2 separate regions of the Homo sapiens genome follow, and region 2 is linked to region 1. Evidence: chromatin loops called from intact Hi-C (ENCODE). Cell type or tissue: OCI-LY7. All regions are shown on one strand. Region 1 has its middle 35 kb from the start of C10orf55. Region 2 overlaps VCL (vinculin).

Evidence for each region. A loop is a pair of places that touch in the nucleus more often than their neighbours do. Peaks named below come from ENCODE experiments on the same cell type or tissue, not always from the same donor. Only the 100,000 strongest peaks of a DNase experiment are listed, where the experiment ranks them.
Region 2: a loop joins it to region 1, with 3.0 times the contacts of the local background. A loop is called at or near these places in 3 of 110 quality-filtered maps.

The regions. Positions count from the first base shown.
Region 1 is chr10:73,953,481-73,961,480 of GRCh38, reverse strand. No RefSeq gene overlaps it. Among named protein-coding and RNA genes, the nearest start is that of C10orf55, 35 kb to the right of the region's middle. RefSeq lists a silencer at 1,296-1,590 and enhancers at 2,366-2,515, 4,066-4,573, 4,761-4,860. In OCI-LY7, CTCF peaks have their summits at 3,710 and 3,916 (motif pointing right); DNase peaks (open chromatin) are centred at 2,810, 3,940, 4,420 and 4,730; H3K4me3 peaks cover 1,133 bases; H3K27ac peaks cover 2,658 bases.
Region 2 is chr10:74,006,394-74,014,393 of GRCh38, reverse strand. All of the region lies in intron 1 of VCL (vinculin), which reads right to left. Among named protein-coding and RNA genes, the nearest start is that of VCL, 12 kb to the right of the region's middle. In OCI-LY7, no CTCF peak of the experiment used is centred here; DNase peaks (open chromatin) are centred at 1,653, 3,573 and 6,043; H3K4me3 peaks cover 4,926 bases; H3K27ac peaks cover 6,906 bases.

The DNA.
Region 1 (8,000 bases):
ATTTTACCTATTTTTGAACTTGACATAAATGGAACCATCAGTATATGCTCTTCTGTGTCTGATATCTTCCATGTAATATTATGGTTGTGATAGTCATCCATGTGGTTGTGCTTAGTGATACATTATTTATTCCCGTTGCTGTGTAGCACTCCATTGTATGAATTCACCATGATTTATTTATCCATTCTATTGTTGGTGGACATTTGAATTGTTTCTGTTCTTAGCTTTTACATATAGTGCCACTATGAACATTGTTTTTTCGTGTTTTTTTTGGTGACAGAATCCCGCTCTGTCGCCCAGGCTGGAGTGCAGTGGCGCGATCTCGGCTCGGCTCACTGCAAGCCCTGCCTCCTGGGTTCACGCCATTCTCTCGCCTCAGCCTCCTGAGTAGCTGGGACTACAGGCGTCTGCAACCACGCCTGGCTAATTTTTTGTATTTTTAGTAGAGACAGGGTTTCACCATGTTAGCCAGGATGGTCTCGATCTCCTGACCTCGTGATCCACCCGCCTCGGCCTCCCAAAGTGCTTGGATTACAGGCGTGAGCCACCACACCCAGCCAAACATTCGTATAGATGTTTTTATGTATATGAACATGCATTTTTTTAGAAACGTAATTGCTTATCACACCTTTTGCATATGTTCCACTTTGATAGTTGTCAAATGGTTTTCTAAACTGGCAATTTACATTCTCACTAGCCACATGTGAAAGTTCCAGTTGCTCTATGTCCTCACCAATACTGTGTTGTCTGTCTTTTTCATTTTAGCCATTCTGGTGAATGTACAAGGATATCTTATTGTATTTTAACTTGCATTTTCTTGCCAATTAATGAATTGGTGTCTTTTTGTATATTTATTAGCCATTTGGGTATTTTGAGATGTTTTAAAGGGTGTTCTTTCTCCTGGTTATGAAAATAATACATGCTGAGGTGGGTGAATCACTTGAGGTCAGGAGTTTGAGACGAGCCTGGCCCACATGGTGAAACCCTATCTCTACTAAAAAATACAAAAATTAGCCAGGTGTGGTGGCATGCACCTGTAATCCCAGATACCCAGGAGACTGAGGCAGGAGAATCACTGGAACCCGGGAGGTGGAGGTTGCAGGGAGCCCAGATAGTGCCACTGCACTCCAGCCTGGGTGACAGAGTGAGATTCTGTCTCAAACAAACAAACAAACAAAACCATGCTAATTGAAGAAGGTTTGGCAAATACATAGTGGCTTTGTACTATGTCAGTTTAGCTAAACTGAAACTATGTTTTTCAGAATTTCTTTCTCTGTATGGTTCTGGGCTAGGGTTGGCCACAGAAAATTTGCACAAGATTGGAGGGCAGAGGTGAAGCAAACATGCTTATGCTCAGAAGGTCAGTGTAGAGGCAGGTGCCGTTCTAACTTATGGTATCTCAGATCTGCTAGCTCACCCTGTGGCCATGGGATAGACTTGAGCCTACATCTCCTTCAGCTCCCATGACAGATCTTCCTTCAGCATTTTCAGTCCCTGAGTCAGGTCTGTGTTCAGCTTTATGATGAAGGTTCAGCAATTCCTGCAGGTCGCCCACATAATTGAAGTAGGAAGTTTTAGAGGCAGTGAGACATTGATACAGGCTCTATTTCATCCTGTGGGTGCCCTCTGGTTCTTTTGGACTCCCACTGGTCCTTACTGTCCCATACTTCATGTCTACCTGTTATTTCTGACTTCAGTCCCAGCACCAGAAACAGAAGCAACTGTTGTATACAAACTGCTTAACCAGTTCCCACATTGCATAACACCAAAACCCCACAAGAAACATCTTACTCTATGCCGTGCCTGATAATTCTGCTTCTCTAATTAAGCCTTGACCAATAATAGGCATTAAGAAGTAAACCATGGCCAAGCACAGTGACTCACGGCTGGAATCCCAGCACTTTGGGAGACCAAGGCGGGTGGATCGCCTGAGGTCAGGAGTTTGAGACCAGCCTGACCAACATGGTGAAACCCCATCTCTACTAAAAATACAAAAATTAGCCAGGTGTGATGGTACACGCCTGTAGTCCCAGCTACTCAAGAGGCTGAGGCAGGAGAATGGCTTGAACCCAGGAGGCAGAGGCTGCAGTGAGCTGAGATCACACCACTGCACTCCCGTCTGGGGTGACAGAGTCAGGATCCGTCTCAAAAAAAAAGGAAACCAGGCCAGGCACAGTGGCTCACATCTGTAATCCCAGCACTCTGGGAGGCCGAGGAGGGAGGATAACCTGAGCCTATGAGTTCAAGACCAGCCTGGGCAATATAGCAAGACCCTATCTCTACAAAAAGTTAAAAAATTAGCCAGGCATAGTGGCATATGCCTATAGTCCCAGCCACTTGGAAGGCTGAGGTGGAAGGATCACTTGAGCCCAGGAGATCAAGGCTGCAGTGAGCTGTGATCACGCCGCTGCACTCCAGCCTGGACAACAGAGCAAGACCCTGTCTCCCACTCCAAAAAAAGTAAACCAAACTCGCCTGTAATTCTATACCCAGAGAGGACCACTATCGACATCTTAGTGTGATTCTTCCTGCCTGCGGTATTTTAAGTGAAGAGAATGAGCCTGAGACAGGTTAGATGACTGCTCAGCTTTCAACTAGCTGGTGGCAGAGCTGTGCCTTCAGAAGTCTGGTTTCATCTCTGCTCAACTAGCATCACTTCCACTGTGCCTCAGAATCCCTAAGTGACCCTTTACTCCTCTGACCTTCCTGGGAGGCCTTCTTGCTCTGAGCACAAGCTCTGGGGCATGTGAAAGCAGCCATTATCCGTATCTTCCCGAGCTCTGCAGCCACCTGCTTTGACAGCTTCCCCATTTTGTTCTAACCAAACTGCAGGAGTTTCACCTTCCTGTTCCTCTTCAGAAAACAAACAAAAAACTATCTCTTTTTTTTTTTTTTTTTGAGACAGAGTCTCACTCTGTTGCCCAGGCTGAAGGTGCAGTGGCACAATGGCTCACTGCAGCCTCCGTGCCCCACCCCGGGTTCAAGCTAGTCTCCTGCCTCAGCCTCCTGAGTAGCTGGGATTACAGGCGCCCACCGCCACGCTCAGCTAAATTTTGTATTTTTAGTAGAGATGGGGTTTCACCATATTGGCTAGGCTGGTCTCGAACTCCTGACCTCAGGTGATCCACCCACCTTGGCCTCCCAAAGTGCTGGGATTACAGGTATGAGCCACCGCTCCCAGACACAAAAAAAAAGATCTTTACAAGATCTTTTAGGTGGGCGCAGTGGCTCACATCTGTAATCCCAGCATTTTGGGAGGCTGAGATAGGCAAATTGCTTGAGCCCAGGAGTTCAAGACCAGCCTAGGCAACATACGGAGACCCTGTCTCTACAAAACATACAAAAAAAAAATCAGCCAGTGTGTGTGTGTGCCTGTAGTCCCAGCTACTTGGGAGGCTGAGGCAGGAGGATCACCTGAGCCCTAGAGGTTGAGGCTGCAGTGAGCCGTGATGGTGCTACTGCACTCGAGCCTGGCCAATAGAGTAAGAGTGAGATCTTGTCTCAAAAAAACAAAAAGGAAATTAAAAAAAAAAAACTCTAGCCAGCCATGGTGGCTCATGCCTGTAATCCCAGCACTTTGGGAGGCCGAGGTGAGCAGATCACGAGGTCAGGAGTTCGAGACCAGCCTGGCCAACATGGAGAAACCTCGTCTCTACTAAAAATACAAAAATCAGCCAGGCATGGTGGTGTACCTGTAGTCCCAGCTACTGGGGAGGCTGAGGCGGGAGAATCACTTGAACCCGGTAGGTGGAGGTTGCAGTGAGCCAAGATCACACCACTGTACTCCAGCCTGGGCAACAGAGCGAGACTCCGTCTCAGAAAAAAAAAAAAAAAAGAAAAATATATATATATATTTTAAAAGTCATGCCATGTCATCCGCATATCTCCATCTGGAGCACTAACAGAGAAGTGGTGGCCACCAGGGGGCCAGAGAGAGCCCAAAGCCCTCCCCTCCCTACCAAACACAGGTGTCAGAGACATGGTCCTCTAAGTAAGCATTACTATCTCAAGGTTTCTCTTAACATATAAGTACTCCTGAGAGGGGGAACACAAGAAATCCTGAATTCTTCAGAATGAATAATTCAGAAGATGTAGTGATAAGTGATACGGTGTCATCAAAGCTTTGGTAGACAACAGTGAGCAGGGCTTGGCTGGGGAAGAGAAGGCAAAAACAAACTTTGCCTACTTTGCCTATTGTCTGGGAGCCTCTTGGACTCTGGGTTTTACAATAACAAGAGGTAACGGCTTTTCTGCCAAACCTGTGTCCTGGGCCTGGGCTCAGCTCCTCATTTGGAGGTGGAGGAACTAGGAGGGCAGATTTGCTTTCCTGAGAACAGAACCAGAGAGAAGCAATTGGGAATGGAGCGTAATTTAGAAACCAGTGATGGTGAGAAGCAGCTGGTGGCTCACTCCCGGCATGTCAGTCCTGCCTGGCTGGTTTCTTGAAGAGGAACAAGAATGCTGTATTTAAGGTTTCTTGCTTTTCCCCCCCACTTCCAATGGCTGCAGATACTGGCGGCCTCTTTCCTGGTCTGCTCCTGTCACTGCCCTCTGAGTGGAAGGGACGGTTGCCCCACAGATTGGCTGAAGAGCTGGAGCCTCAGGCTGGCAGGGAGGCCACAGCCCAAAGCACAGGGGCACCCAGGGGTAACATTATCCTGCCAAAGCCAAACAAGGAACTGAGTGTTTAGAATAACTTTAAGAAAGTTGTGGGCGTTTTCTCTGTCAGGGAAACCAGAAACCACAGTGAGATAATGGATAGCTATATTCAGGTCACAGATTATCAGCTGCCACTGCTGCTTCCTGTTCAAATTTGATGAAACTTCTTTCTAGTCACTGGAGCCTCCTGGATTCTGCGGGCATGTCAGCATTTAGTGATGTGGGACTCAGAGTTCCACCTAAGGACCTGACATAACCCGGGGGCAGAAACCGTTCTTTTGGGGTGAGGCTTCAGGGGCCAGCTCCTGGTGGAGGAGATGGTAGGTAAGGGGCCAACAGTAAGAATACAGTTTCCCGAACTTTTAGGGTGCTTCAGGCTCTTGGGCTAGGAGATTTTTGTGCATTATCTCATTTGACTCTCAAACCACCCTATGAGAGAGGTACTATTAGGATCCCTTATTTATTTATTTTATTTTATTTTAGAGACAGGGACTTGCTCTGTTGCCCAGACTGGGGTCCAACGAGGCAATCAGGGCTCACTGCAGCCTCCACCTCCTGGGCTTAAGGGATCCTCCCACCCCAGCCTCCTGAGTAGCTAGGACTATAGGCTCATGCCACCACACCTGGCTAATTTAAAAATTTTTTTATTTTGTTGAGACAGGCCTCACTTTGTTGCCCAGGCTGGTCTCAAACTCCTGGCTTTGAGCAATCCTCCCGCCTTGGCCTCCCAAATTGCTGAGATTATAGGTGTGAGCCACCTAGCCTGGCCTGTGATCCTCATTTTATGGGTGAGGAAAGGGGCTCAGAAATGTTGTCAATTGTCCAAGGGTCACAGGGGCAGAACTGGAAACCAAAATCAAAATCAGGATTTTTTTTTTACTTTCTTTCTTTCCCTCTCTTTCTTTCTTCCTTTCTTTCTTTTCTTTCTTTCTCCTCTTCCTCCTCCTCCTTTCTCTCTCACATAGTACTTTATTGAACTATAACTTACATATACCTACTATGTAATATATTAGGCCATGTCCACATAATTGTCCACATAATATGTGGTATACACTTATACCATTATGTCCATGTAGCCACCACCCGGATCAAAATGAGACTATTTCTATCACACTCCAGAGTTCCTTCATGCCCCTTTCCAGCAAATACTCACTCCCCCTAGCCTCCAATGTAACCAATATTCTGACCTCTATTCTCATAGATTAATTTTACCTATTCTCGAACTTCGTGTAAATAGAATCATATTCTTGTCCAGGAGTGATGGCTCACACCTGTAATCCTAACACTTTGGGAAGCCGAGGCAGGCAGATTGCCTGAGGTCAGGAGTTCGAGACCAGCCTGGCCAACATGGTGAAACCCCATCTCTACCAAAAATACAAAAAGTTAGCTGGGCATGGTGGCACACACCTGTAGTGCCAGCTACTCAGGAGGCTAAGGCATGAGAATCACTTGAACCCAGGAGACAGAGGTTGCAGTGAGCTGAGATTGCACCACTGCACTCCAGCCTGGGCAACAGAGCTAGACTCTGTCTCCCAAAAAAAAGAAAAAGAAAAAATAGAATCATATTCTTGTATGTGGTTTCTTCTGTTCCATATAGTATGTCTGTGGATTTTCCCACATTGCTGTACCAGCAGTATGTTCCTTTTTTATGCTGAATTGTATTCCGTTTTATGAATCTACCACCCAATTTATTTATCCATCCTCCTGTTGAATACTTAGATTTTTCTTTCCAGTTTCAGGCTATTTTGAATAACACTGCCATGAACATTCTTATTAGGGGGAAATATGTTTAACTTTATTAAGTACACCAAACAATTTTCCAAAGAGATTGGGCCATTTTATATTCCCAACAGCCCTGTACGAGAGTTCTAGTTGTTCTACATCCTTGTTAACACATGGAATTGTCAGTCTTTTCATTTTAGCCATTAGAGTGAGGGTGAGAAATCAGGTCTTTCTTATTCCAAAGCCTATGCAGCATCATAAAACACTCAATCTGGCTGGGCATGGTGGCTCATGTCCGTAATCCCAGTACTTTGTGAGGCCAAGTGGGGGTGAATCACCTGAGGTCAGGAGTTCAAGACCAGCCTGGCCAACATGGTGAAGCCCTGTCTCTACTAAAAATACCAAAAAAAAAAAAAAAAAAGCCATGCATGGTGGTGCACACCTGCAATCCCCACTGAGGCAGAAGAATCGCTTGAACCTGGGAGGTGAGGTTGCAGTAAGCCAAGATTGCACCACTGCACTCCAGCCTGGGCAACAGAGCGAGACTCTGTCTCAAACAAGTAAATAAGGCTGGACGTAGTGGCTCATGCTTGTAATCCCAACACTTTGGGAGGCTGAGGTGGGTGGATCACCTGAGGTCAGGAGTGACCAGCCCGGCCAACATGGTGAAACCTCGTCTCTATTAAAAATACAAAAATTAATCGGGCGTGGTGGCAGGCGCCTGTAATCCCAGCTACTCAGGAGGCTGAGATAGGAGAAATGCCTGAACCCAGGAGGCGAAGGTTGCAGTGAGCCGAGATCGAGCCACGGCACTGCAGCCTGGGTGACAGAGCAAGACTCTGTCTCAATAAATAAATAAATAAATAAAATAATAAATAAATCACTCAATCTGAGCTCCTGCCACATCCATGACTCCCTGTCCTGAGGAATAACAGGCCTAAATGCCACTTAATCCTGGCAGCAAGGATGGGAAGCAGCTCCCCAGCACGGCAGGATGCCGTGGAAATCCACCTCCTTCATCATTTCTGAAGGGTACCCACCAACTTCAAGGTTGGATGTGTACATGCCATTTTCTGGGAAAGACTCTCAGAAAATGCTCTCTTGTGGCTTTGGATACAAGGGTGCTCCAAGTGTGTGGCCAGTGTGGTCAGAGCCTAGTGGCGTAAGCCTTCTTCTTCTTTCCTAACAGCTTTGAAGTGGTTCAAGCCAGAACATCAGAGGGATCTTGAGGACAGGGCCTGGCCCAGCACTGTGGTTGGAAGCATAAAAACCCTCAAGTTACATTCCAGCTTGGCCTCATCTCCTAACATGACCTTAGGCAAGTCATTTAACCTGTGACTCAGTTTTCTCAACTCTTAAATGGGGCAACAATGCCTGCACTCCATTCCATACAAGGTCTCTCAAAGGCTCCTTACTGTTTCTAGAGTGTCTGTTTCTCAGCTCATCTTCCCCCCATGTCCACTGTGCTTCTGCCTCATTGACCAACTGAATGTTCATGAAAAGGATGTCCTCTTTCACTCCTCTGTATTGTTATAAAAGGTACTTTATGCAAGATGGTCTCTTTTTTCTGCAATGCCCTTTCTCACCCAGTCCAACTGGCAAACTCCTCCTCATTCCTC
Region 2 (8,000 bases), 53 kb before region 1:
CAGGCATGGCTGTACATGCTTGTAGTCCTAGCTACTGGGGAGGCTGATGTGGGAGAATCACCTGAACTCAGGAGGTTGAGGCTGCAGTGAGCCGAGATTGAGCCATTGCACTCCAGCCTGGGTGACAGAGTGAGACCCTGTCTCCAAAAAAAGAACAGAAAAGAAAGAAAAGAAAAGAGAAAAGACAATTAATGCTTGAGTTAAAACCCTAAATCCTAAACCCTAATTCTTGCTTCAAATTGGAAAATATATATATACTTTTTCCCTCACTATTGCTTCTAACAAAATAAATATAAATTAAAAATTTAGATGTCTATCTTTAATCATGGGAAACTGGCAATCAAAGGTTCAAGCACCTAAAACTGTGATATTTTCCCCACAGTTGGTAAAACTGTATATTCCACAACATATGGAATTCTACTGAAAGCTTTCATTGGCATTTTGCCTTGTTGAATAAAAGTTAGAAGCTATGCTTAGACATTTTTTTTTTAAATCAACACTGCCTTTTCATTAGACTAACGTTTAAAATATGACTTAAAATCATGGGAAAATATAGTAATGATAAAATCTAACACTCATAAAGCTCTTAGCTCTGTGTCAGGAATAGTTATAAACATTTTAATGAACTAATTTAACCCACACAACAACAACATTATCAGCCAGGTACTATCTTTACCTTTGTTTTACATAGGAGGATCAAGAGAAATGGAGATTAAATAACTTCCCCAATGTTACCTATCTCGAAGGTGTCAACAATGGGATTTTAAAATAAGGAGTTTAATGCTTAACGATTATACTACTGTACTGCTTCCCAAAATTTTTATCATGTGCTGATTATCATATGCTGATTTATCTAGTATCTATATCTAAAGTGTGACTTTGGTATTTGCTAACTCATACTACCACATTTTGCCAAAGATGGCTATTCTGCTCATTTGCAAAAGATCAAAACTAATAGAGAATTCTACATCCATGTTTATTTTTTTATTCACACTTACATATTCTGTATAATCCTGTGCTGGGCTGTGCAGGATTATCCCCATCTGCACCCCAGGACTCTGTGCCTAAATTTTTTTCACTCAGAGAACACAAATTAGATGGTCCTTTTGCATGCAATGCCCTGTGTTAAGCAATTATTTACAGCTACTTTCCTAATTGGCAGTTAAATTTCACCAAGATTCAACCACAGCCTGATATATATTTCTCCAAAGAAGCTTAAAACAGTTTTTGATCGCAGCAGAAAATGGCCTTCCTATTTGTTTATTGAACAAATACTTTACTCCACAAGGCAAGATCCTACTATATGCCAAGCACTATGATGGATACTAAAAATTCAGAGACAAACACAGCAGAGCCAATATTTGCCCCTGAGGCTCTGGTGGGGAGATATGTTAAACAGTGAATAATCACACAAATAATTAATTACAATTGTGATAAGCATAATAAGGAAAAAATATAGAAAGTACATGATAGAAGGGCCTAACCTAGCTTAGAGGTAGTCAGGGAAAGTGTCCCTGAAAAATGGACATTTACTATGAAAACTGAGAATTAGTAGAAATTATCCAAGTAAAGAACTACAGAAGAGTACATCAGGCAGAAGGAAGGCCAACAGGAAGCACTGTACTTTGGAGGAAACAAAAACCCAGTGAGTTTGGGCAGCCACAAGCAGAAAGCAGCTGAGGCCAATGCTCAAAGGTCTCTTCCTAACTAGGTGGCCCACCATCTCCTCACTCCTCTCATACCATACCAGTCTCGATCTGCTGCTGGCCTACTGTGTGTGTGTCACTCTTCCCCCACGTCCCTACCACTTCACATCTTCTCCATGACTCCAAAGAAGAAAAACCACTGTATTTGTAGTAGTTAACACACAACTCTTTAAGAAGAATAATATAAATTCTGCAACAATTATATTGGTGGAGAGGATGTGAATAAATCTTTTTTATAAGATTATTGATTTCATCTGTGTTTTAGGCAACTTGAGGCCAGAGACCATATCTTATATATCCCAACACCTAGCAATGTGCATAGCTGGAGTTTGACAAGTAACTTTACTATTTGGGGAGAATTGTAGAATGAGAAATTTAAGTGTTGCTGATCTACATTTTTTCTTATGAGATTTACTAGCCTATTCATATACCCTTATCTATTTTAATTGCAAGAATAAAAACATGTTATCCACCTGGTAGATAAAAGATGAGCCAGTTCTCCAGGGATGGAGAGAGGACAAAGAGAAGGCTGGAAACACAAGAAAGCTATATAACAAAGGTCCCTCAACTCTCAACTCTAACAACTGTGCCATTTCTTTCTTCACAGAAAGCTTACTCATGGGAATAACTTAAGCTTATTTCAAAAGAAGGAATGACTTTGACTTGGATGGTGGCCAGCTGTGGTAAGAAGTGCAGTGAAATTCAGCCACTTTCCCCTTAAAAGTCATTCAACTGGAAATTTTATCAGTGGGAAATTCTCTAAGGGCCAAAGACTCTATTTTCTGCAGCTTAACAACATTTGTAAAACATTTCGAGTTCTAAGATTCACCACCTCTCTCCTCTATACACACACCCCACACTTATGCCAATCCAGTGTGCTAACTTCTGATAGAAGTGACATGGAATTTTTTGGAATCTAAAAGTTCAAAATATGTACCCAACACAATATAATATCGTTTATGAATCTTTGTTTCTCTTTGAGACTGTATAAATATTTGGTACATAGCAACATTTGAGGGCAGGAAAAGAGAAACATCATGCCTTCCAGTGGAGGCAAGAGATAATCAGCTATCCTTATTATCATAAAATAACCTAAAATGACTAGCTGGTATATTAAATATCAGAACATAACACACTTAATTGAAGAACTACCATGAGCAGGGGACTATGGTAAACACAGAACCAATAATATGAAGAATAAAACCCACTCCTTGCCCTTCAGAAACCAACAGTCTAAAGGGAGACACCCTAGGAGAGTAGGGAGGAGAGGGGGAAGAAAATTCGATATGAAATCCATCATCCAAGGACTGATGATCCAGTATATGAGGACATAAAATCTACATTTACCAAGGGACTTGAAAGAAGGCAGTGAGTTCCCCATTTCCTACGTCTAATTATACAAGTTCCTTTTTACCTAACACTCTATCCCACTCTACCTCTTTGCATACATGCAATGCACATACTTAATTTAATCAATGGTTATTTGATCCCGTGTCTTTTTTTTTTTTTTTTTTTTTTTTTTGAGATAGAGTTTCACTCTTGTTGCCCACGCTGGAGTGCAATGGCGCAGCTAACTGCAACCTCTGCCTCCTGGGTTCAAACGATTCTCCTGCCTCAGCCTCCCATGTACCTGGGATTACAGGCACCTGCCACCATGCCCAGCCAATTTTTTGAATTTTTAGTAGAGATGGGGTTTCGCCATGTTGGCCAGGCTGGTCTCGAACTCCTGACCTCAGGTGATCCACCTGCCTCAGCACCCCAGAGTGCTGGGCTTACAGGCATGAGCCACCATGCCCAGCCCCCATGTCTTAATAAGTATGTTGGGACCAGAAGTTCTTTCAGGATGAGGCTCATTATCTTGAAGTTATTTCATTTCATATTTTCTGAAGCAGCAGTTTCCTGTCTACAGCACAGCTCCCCAGATGGCAGAGAAAGTCTTGGGGTATTTTAAGACAGTGGGTTTCCTCACCTTGCTTTGAAAATTCATAAGCAGGAAAGTGAACTAGAGATGGGTTTTGTTTTTGTTTGTTTTTTTTTTTAAACGGTGAAAAGGATAAGAGCTGGTGCATCTATATATAGTTAAATTTGTATTTATACCCAGAGAAACATAAATTGGTTTGGAGTAACAAGAAAAAATGATGCAAATCAAGTTCAAGTAGACAGAAATGAAAAAGGCTGAGAAATACTGACAGAAGATTGCAAATAAAGATAGATTTTCTAAATTTTCAACAATAAAAATGCATTATTTTGTAACAAGAAAAATTATTCTTTCAGACTATATGAAGACACAGCATGATAAAAAGTGATTACTAATAGTATACTGTTCAATAGTATTATTTTTTAATGCAATATGAAAACTAAAATACTTTGATAAAAATACAAAAGAACAAAATTCCCTACTTACATATTCTCAACTTCCTTCCCTAATAAATCTTTTTGTAACTTGTTAAGAAGAAAAAGGTAGGCTGGTGCAGTGGCTCACAGCCTGTAATCCCAACACTTTGGGAATCCGAGGCGGATGGATCACTTGAAGTCAGGAGTTTGAGACCAGCTTGGCCAACATGGTAAAACTCTGTCTCTACTAAAAATACAAAAAATTAGCTGGGTGTGTGGCGCATGCTTGTAATCTCGGCTACTTGGGAGGCTGAAGAGGGAGGATCACTTGAACCCAGGAGGCAGAGGTTGCAGTGAGCTGAGATCTCACCACTGCACTCCAGCCTGGGCAACAGAGCAAGACTCCATCTCAAAAAAGTAAAGAAAAATAAAAAAAAGAAAAAGGTGGCTGGCCGCAGTGGTTCATGCCTGTAATCCCAACACTTTGGGAGGCCGAGGGGGTGGTTCATTTGAGGTCAGGAGTTCAAGACCAGCCTGGCCAATAGGTGAAACCCCGTCTCTACTAAAAATACAAAAATTAGCCAGGTGTGGTGACGCATGCCTGTAGTCCCAGCTACTTGGGAGGCTGAAACAGGAGAACTGCTTGAACCCGTGAGGTGGAGGTTGCAGTGAGTCAAGATCATGCCATAGCCTGGGCAACAGAGTGAGACTCTGTCTCAAAATAATAATAATAATTAATAAATAAGGTAAGACAGCTTTCCTTTCCATAACAATTCCCAATAGAAACAGAATTAAAGCCGGGCGCGGTGGCTCATGCCTGTAATCCCAGCACTTTGGGAGGCTGAGGCAGGCAGATCACGAGGTCAGCAGATCGAGACCATCCTGGCTAACATGGTGAAACTCCATCTCTACTAAAAATACAAAAAAATTAGCCGGGCGTGGTGGCAGGCGCCTGTAGTCCCAGCTACTCGGGAGGCTGAGGTGGGAGAATGGCGTGAACCCGGGAAGTGGAGCTTGCAGTGAGCCGAGATGGCGCCACTGCACTCCAGCCTGGGCAATAGAGCGAGACTCCGTCTCAAAAAAAAATAAAAATAAAAAACAGAATTAAATACTAAAATGGCTCGGGGGGGGGGGGGGAAAGCAGCAGCCACCTAGACAATTTGAAAATTATTTCACCTGAACTTATGTGGCCCACTATATTCAAACATATACTGCAAGACTTCTACAGATCCAAGGTACAGGGAAAAGAAAGACACATGAAAGCTTTCAATGGGACGTCCTTCCTCCAATATATCAAATTTCTTCTCTATCTTTCAGTCTTATTACAGACTTGAATTTTCCCCCCCAAAAGCTAACTCTTAAGGATTTACATTATATAGCACTGAAAGTTGTTGAAGCTTAAAAATGCCAAGGCAGAAGTTTGTTTTTTATTCTAGTCCTATCTGTATGGAAAGGTTTAAGGGTTGACCTGCCTGAGAGCAACAAGAACTGACTGAATGGACCTTCCTCATCAAGAATTCTGACCAAACAGCATATTCTAGAAAGAAACATCTACAAAGAAAGCAGCTAATCTCTGATATTTGCTCATTAAAGACTGCTACTTCTTTTGATACTGCCCTAATGCTGGTTTATTATGTAAAAATACACCCCGCTGTCGGAACCATGACCTAAAGGTTTAATGAAAAGGCTGGGCCCAAATCAGCCAGAAAGCAAAAAAGCAGCAGATCAACTTTGTGATATCTTTGTCTCTTGCCATATGGTTCAGGGAAATAAAGATCCTTTAATGAGGAATTCTGACTCATAGTATGAGACTACATTGTAACCAGCAGGGCTCCAAATAATATATCAACATCTGGTCTAAATCATTAAATTTTAAAAAGGCACTCCCAAGAAGAGAATGCAAAATCCCAACGCCACTTTCAGATAGAAGGTAACATACTCTCACATTATGAATTTAGTAAGTGATCTGCATAGCTGAAATGACTCTGAAACAGAAAAACCACAACCCAAAATAGCCTGAACACTTTTGTTATCTCAAACAATGGGCAGTTAGCCATTCATTCCTCTTAGTATATATTTCACTTGTTTCAGTCAAAGCCCATTATAAATTCCATGAGATGGCTCAAATTTGACTATACCAGATATTTGACAGCTGGGGATGGGAAATATTCACTGTACGATAATTCCTAATATTATATGTTATAAATAAAAATAAATGCTATGCATATGTTCACTTAATTTAAAAATTTAGGCCGGGCGCGGTGGCTCATGCCTATAATCCCAGCACTTTGGGAAGCTAAGGTGGGTAGATCACCTCAGGTCAGGACTTCGAGACCAGACTGGCCAACATGGTGAATCCCCATCTCTACTAAAAATACCAAAAATTAGCCGTCCATGGTGGTGGGTGCCTGTAATTCCAGCTACTTGGGAGGCTGAGGCAGGAGAATCACTTGAACCCAGGAGGCAGAGGTTGCAGTGAGCGGAGATTGTGCCACTGCGCTCCAGCCTGGGCAACAAGAATGAAACTCCATCTCAAAAAAAAAGGAAAAAAAAATTTAGGCTGAGCGCAGCGGCTCATGCCTGTAATCCCAGTACTTCGGGAGGCCAAGGCAGGTGGATCACTTGAGGTCAGGAGTTCGAGACCAACCTGACCAACATGGTAAAACCCTGTCTCTACTAAAAATACAAAAATTAGCTGGGTGTGGTGGCACGTGCCTGTAATCCCAGGTACTCAGGAGGCTGAGGCAGGAGAATCACTTGAACCCGGGAGGCAGAGGTTGCAGTAAGCCAAGATTGTCCCACTGCACTGCAGCCTGAGCAACAGAGCGAAACTCCGTCTCAAAAAAAAGTATATTGCATACCTATAACCCGGAGAGGCATATTGTCCCTGCCACTGAGGAACCTACAACTTAGTGAGATGACAAACACTGAACAAGTATGAGTGTAATAACAGAGCATCTCCATGCTATGCTGAACTACAGGCTGTGGATAATGAGGATATTCCTATCCTACCCATTTCAAAGGGTGCAGTGAAAGACTGGGAAGTTGTCAGAAGGCTCTTAAAGTTACAATCCTGGCCAGGCACACTGGCTCACATCTGTAATCACAGCACTTTGGGAGGCCAAGGCAGGTGGATCACTTGAGCCCAGGAGTTCAAGAACAGCCTGGGCAACATGGCAAAACCCCATTTGGATATTTGTTTAAATACTACTAAAAATACAAAAATAGTTGGGCATGATGGTGTAAGCCTGTAGTCCCAACTACTCGGGAGGCTGCGGTGGGAGGATCAATGCCCAGTAGGTCGACGCTACAGTGAGCCCAGATTGTGCCACTGCACTCCAGCCTGAGCAGCAGAGCAAGATCCTGTCTCAAAATAAATAAATAAATAAAAATAAAATGACTATATATAAAACATAAACACTTCATAACTATATAAATGATGAGTAATTAAATAAGTACAGGTTAAATATCCCTTATCTGAAATGCTTCAGATCAGAAGTATCTCATATTTCAGATTTTTTTGGATTTGGGAATTTTTGCATATATATCATGAGCTATATTGGAGATAGGACCAAAGGTTAAACACAAAATTCATTTATGTTTCATATACACATAGCATGAAGGTAATTTTACATAATAGTTGTAATAATTTGTGCATGAAACAAAGTTTTGACTTCTACCTATCATGAGGTCAGATGTGGAATTTTCCACAAGTGGCATCACGTCAATACTCAAAAAGTCAGATTTTGGAGCATTTCAGATTTCAGATTTTCAGATTAGAGATACTCAACCTGTGTATGAAATAACCAGGCTAGTTTGTTTTTAAACAAATATCTAAGAAATAGTAAAATTCAAATGAGTCCTATAAAAGTAGTTTGTCCTACTGTTGTCCTTACTCCAGGACTGTAACAGGAGGACCCAATCTAAGCTACTGTTGCTGATACCAGAGGACTTTTGCCC